Regions from separate parts of the Homo sapiens genome. Here region 1 is linked to region 2. Evidence: read pairs that join two places in POLR2A ChIA-PET (ENCODE). Cell type or tissue: GM12878. All regions are shown on one strand. Region 1 overlaps FBXW4 (F-box and WD repeat domain containing 4). Region 2 overlaps LINC03046 (long intergenic non-protein coding RNA 3046).

What was found. ChIA-PET counts read pairs that join two places held together with the same protein. Peaks named below come from ENCODE experiments on the same cell type or tissue, not always from the same donor. Only the 100,000 strongest peaks of a DNase experiment are listed, where the experiment ranks them.
Region 1: POLR2A ChIA-PET joins it to region 2 with 6 read pairs; 7 of 35 experiments call an interaction of 5 or more read pairs at or near these places.

Annotation. Positions count from the first base shown.
Region 1 is chr10:101,635,450-101,637,949 of GRCh38, forward strand. The region is part of intron 5 of FBXW4 (F-box and WD repeat domain containing 4); the gene reads right to left. Among named protein-coding and RNA genes, the nearest start is that of MIR3158-2, 35 kb to the left of the region's middle. In GM12878, no CTCF peak of the experiment used is centred here; no DNase peak of the experiment used is centred here.
Region 2 is chr10:101,724,410-101,726,909 of GRCh38, forward strand. All of the region lies in intron 1 of LINC03046 (long intergenic non-protein coding RNA 3046), which reads right to left. Among named protein-coding and RNA genes, the nearest start is that of LINC03046, 4.5 kb to the right of the region's middle. In GM12878, no CTCF peak of the experiment used is centred here; a DNase peak (open chromatin) is centred at 1,109; H3K27ac peaks cover 612 bases.

The DNA of each region.
Region 1 (2,500 bases), 89 kb before region 2:
AAAACTGTCTTCCATGAAACCAGTCCCTGGTGCCAAATATGTTGGGGACTGCTGATATATAGTCAAAAGATTAATACTGAGAATATTAAAAGAGGTGATGGGAGGCCAGAAGTGGTGGCTCATGCCTGTAATCTCAGCATTTTGGGAGGCCAAGGCAGGCAGATTGCTTGAGCCCAGGAGTTCAAGACAAGCCTGGGCAACAAAGTAAGACCCTGTCTTTACAAAATATGAAAAAAATTAGCTGAGTGTGGTGGCATGCACCTTTAGTTCCAATTACACAGGAGGGTGAGGTGGGAGGATCTGATCCCTTGAGCCCAGGAGGTCAAGGCTGCAGTGAGTTATGATTACACCACTGTACTCCAACCTGGGCAACAGAGCAAGACCCGGTCTCAGAAAAAAAAAAAAAAAGAGAGATGGAGGGGCACCCCTCCAGCATCCTGCCTTGGAGCCCACTTCCTCCCTACCCTGGGGGGGCGGGCGGAGGGAAGAGCGATCTTATAAATCACAGGCAAAAAGGTAGATAAATGAGTGAAAACTTGAACAAGTAATTTATGAAAAAATATACATGGCCAAATACATATGAAATAATGTTAAGCCTCTAGTAAGAATTGCAAATTAGGCCAGGCGTGGTGGTTCACACCTGTAATCCCAGCATTTTGGGAGGCTGAGGTGGGCGGATCAGTTGAGGTCAGGAGTTCGAGACCAGCCTGGCCAACATGGTGAAACCCCATCTCTGCTAAAAATACAAAAAAAGAAAATTAGCTGGGGGTGGTGGCGTGCACCACCTAACTACTCAGGAGGCTGAGACAGGAGAATTGCTTGAACCCAGGAGGCAAAGGTTGTGGTGAGCCAAGATTGAGATTGAGCCACTGCACTCCAGCCTGGGTGAGAGAGCAAGACTCCATCTCAAAAAAAGAACCAAAAAACAAAAACAAAACAAAACAACGGAAAAAAAAAAAACAAAAAAGAATTGCAAATTAGAGAAAAAACAAAGATAATTACAAACACACATAGTATTTAATGTGTGCCCAAGTGCTGTTCTAAGCACTTTCTATCAATTAGTTCACTTAACCCTCAAGACATTCCTACATATTTGATAATATTTTTCTAGGTATGATAATGGTATTATGATTACTATCTTTTTTTTTTTTTTTAAAGATGGAGTCTCGCTCTTGTTGCCCAGGCTGGAGTGTAATGGTGCAATCTCGGCTCTCTGCAACCTCTGCCTCCCGGAATCAAGCAATTCTTCTGCCCCAGCCTCCTGAGTAGCTGGGATTACAGGTGCCTGCCACCACACCTGGCTAATTTTTTGTGTTTTTAGTAGAGACGGGGTTTCACCATGTTGGTCAGGCTGGTCCCGAACTCCTGACCTCAGGTGATCCACCTGCTTCGGCCTCCCAAAGTGCTGGGATTACAGGCATGAGCCACTGCACCCAGCCCAGGATTACATTTAAAAAGTATCACTATCTTTTAGAGTACAGACTGAAATATTTATAGATGAAATTGTATGTCTGATATTTGCTTCAAAATAATATGGGACGGGAAAGTGTGTAGGGATTAATGGAGCAAGGTTAGCCAAGAGTTGGTAATTATTCTACTTTTGTATATTTTGAAAATTTCCGTTATAAAAACATTTTTAAAAAGCCACCATGGGCCGGGCACGGTGGCTCACATTTGCAATCCCAGCACTTTGGGAGGCTGAGGCGGGCGGATCACGAGGTCAGGAGATCAAGACCATCCTGGCTAACATGGTGAAACCCCATCTCTACTAAAAATACAAAAAAAAAAAAAAATTAGCTGGGCGTGGTGGTGGGCACCTGTAGTCCCAGCTACTTGGGAGGCTGAGGCAGGAGAATGGTGTGAACCTGGGAGGCGGAGCTTGCAGTGAGCCGAGATCGTGCCACTGCACTCCAGCCTGGGCGACAGAGTGAGACTCCGTCTCAAAAAAAAAAAAAAAAAAAAAAAAAGCCACCATGAGCCAGGCATAGTGGCTCATGCCTGTAATCCCAGCACTTTGGGAGACCAAGGCGGGCAGATCACTTGAGGCTAGGAGTTCAAGACCAGTGTGGCCAACATGGTGAAACCCCATCTCTACTAAAAATACAAAAATTAGCCAGGTGTGGTGGTGCATGCCTGTAATCCCATCTACTTGGGAAGCTGAGGCATGAGAATTGTGGGAGGCAGAGGTTGCAGTGAGCCAAGATCATGGCACTGTACTCCAGCCTGGGTGACAAAGCAAGATCCTGTCTCAAAAAAAAAAAAAAAAAAAAAAAGGTCACTATGAGGTTTGTATAGCCAAAATTACCCTCCTCCTTTTAGAGATAAGGAAGATGAGGAATAGAGAGGTAACTCACCAACATTACACAGCTAGTAGGAAAGGGACTGATGATTTGACCCCAGCCGTGTGGTCTGCAAAGTCGACCCCGTAATCACTATTTTATACTCACTCCCCAAATTAAATATCATTTTTTACCTATCAGAGTGGCAAAATTTTTCAAAA
Region 2 (2,500 bases):
TGGGGTCTTGTTATGTTGCCCAGGCTGGTCTTGAACACCTGAGCTCAAGGGATTCCTCCTGTTTTGGCCTCCCAAAGTGGAATTAGAGGTGTGAGCCACTGTGCCTGGCTGGGATTTGAAATTTAAAAAAAAAAAGATAACATTTATAAGCCTTATTTCTTGGCGTCATGTGGTTCAAGTGAACACCTTAGCTTGGTGATTTGCAGTTTCAACTTGACTGTGCCCTTTAACCAGAAATCCTGGGGTTGTTGAGACCTTTCCATGTAGTAGCCCAGATCTCATCTTCAATTTTGAGTCAAAATGGATTTTTGAGCGGTCCTAATAGTCACTGGATTCCTCTGAGGTACTATTTGTTGACATTTTTTTTTCTCCAAGCCTCTTTCATTTAGGCAGCCAAATTTTCCTCAGAGACTTCCATTCCTCATTTTCAAACCTTCCTGCCTCTTTTGCTTCCAGCTGGTTCCTGAACTTCGGTCTGACATTTCCAACAGTACCTCCAGCCTACAGCAAGTGTCCTGCCTTTGTGGCCTGTTTCCCGGCCATTGTCTGGCTTCTCTGTTCTTCATTCCCCTTTATCTCTACTCCTTCCCTCCTCCTCCCCAGTGCACAGGTCAGGCATTCAAGGGTGGACGTATCATGGACAACTCTGATTTGAGTTGTTTTCTCTGAAACAAATATTTGCATATGTGACCCTCCCCCACCCCGCCATTTACCATATGGCTTTTCCTCCATCTCAGCCAGAGGAACTCTCAAATTCATATATGTTTTTGGAAATGAAGTTTTCCCCAGATGGTCTCTCCAAAGCACCAAAGCAAGGTCAGAGTTTGTGCATTCCTTCAAAGGTTCTGGGCAGGAGTTAGAATTACTCGTGTTTTCTTACTCCCATCAGCAGTTATTTTGTCAGTGCACCTGATAATGGGACAAAACCTGAGTCTTTCTTAGCTAAAAACACACCAGTGTTTGAGGGAGATGTTGAACCATAAACTGGTGTCCCCAGGGAAAGGAGAGAAACCTGCTCAGTTGCTCAAATAATTTCAAACCAAAGCCCCTGAGGATACTTCCACAGGGAGAGAAAAAGAGTATGAATATTAGAAAGATGATGAGCCAGGTGTGCTGAAAAGTTTTCTTAGTCATTCTTAACCCTAGAAGGGGATGGGGGCAGCCCCACATCTCTACTGGGAAACATACTTCCCCTTTTAAATCAGGAAAGAAGAAAACAACAACATAGCCCCAAATAGAGAATGTTTTCTTTTGTAACTGGAAGCAAACATTGCTGATGGCTTTAACAGCTGTCTGCCAACGTGGCCTGAGCAGCAGGCAAGCTCAAACATTTTCTGAGATCAACATATGTACAGACGTACAGTATATTAGGTCAAATTATAAATCCAGGAATAAAAGAACAAATAAGTTTCGGCTTTCTCTAGGCTTCTGCATCCAACACCAGCTAAATTAGCCTCTGAAGCAGAGGAATCTGGATTCCAAATAGGCAGGTCTTCCAAAAGTTCAAGTCAAACCTCCCTCTGGTAGGAAAAGAAGGTGCCGTTGTAGATTAACTTGCTGATGACTGACCAGGTCCGGGCTGCTGGGCCCAGCCTAGCCAAGGCTTCCCTGTGTCTTAGCCCAGCAGACTCTGAGGATCTGCGTGCGGCAGGTTAACGTTAAGCCTGCCATTGACTTGATCTTTGACCCCAGTAAATCATTTAATATGCAGTGTGCCTTTGTCCATATGTTAATGTTTTGTGTAATTCGGATGAGAATTCCAGCAAGTCTGGGTGTGCCACCCATTAGGACTAAAGCTTTCCCTTTGGAGCTTCTAGGAGGAACCTTCTGGATAGCTACATTGCAGAAAGCTGAAGTACCTCGATGAACCTAATTGAAATGCCTGCAGATGGTGAGACCAGCCTTGCCTGAACTGTGACTGAGAAGTAAAAGAATGAATTTTTTCCTTTGTTATCAAAACTGACACAAAACTTTTAGTTTTGCCTTAGGGCAAGAAACCCACCAGAATGTAATAGGCAGGAGAATACTGGCTTCCACCACTCTACTAGTTATGGGACCTTGAACAAGTCACATTGGCTAAGCTTCCATAGATGTTAGTGGGTCATGAAATCAATGAAATAGATTGGAACTAAAAAAAAAATTTTTTCGAGATGGAGTCTTGCTCTGTTGCCCAGGCTGGAGTGCAGCGGCTCAATCTCGGCTCACTGCAACCTCCACCTCCTGGGTTCAAGCGATTCTCCTGCCTCAGCCTTCCGGAAGCTGGGATTACAGATTCCTGCCACCAAGCCCGGCTAATTTTTGTATTTTTAGTAGGGACAGGGTTTCACCATGTTGGCCAGGCTGGTCCGAACTCCTGACCTTAGGTGATCTGCCCTCCTCAGCCTCCCAGAGTGCTGGGATTACAGGTGTGAGCCATGGCGCCAGGCTCTAAAAAATGTTTTAATAAAATAAATTGAGTAGAATAGAAAATACCAGGGCTTAGTCCACAGTAAGGGGAAGT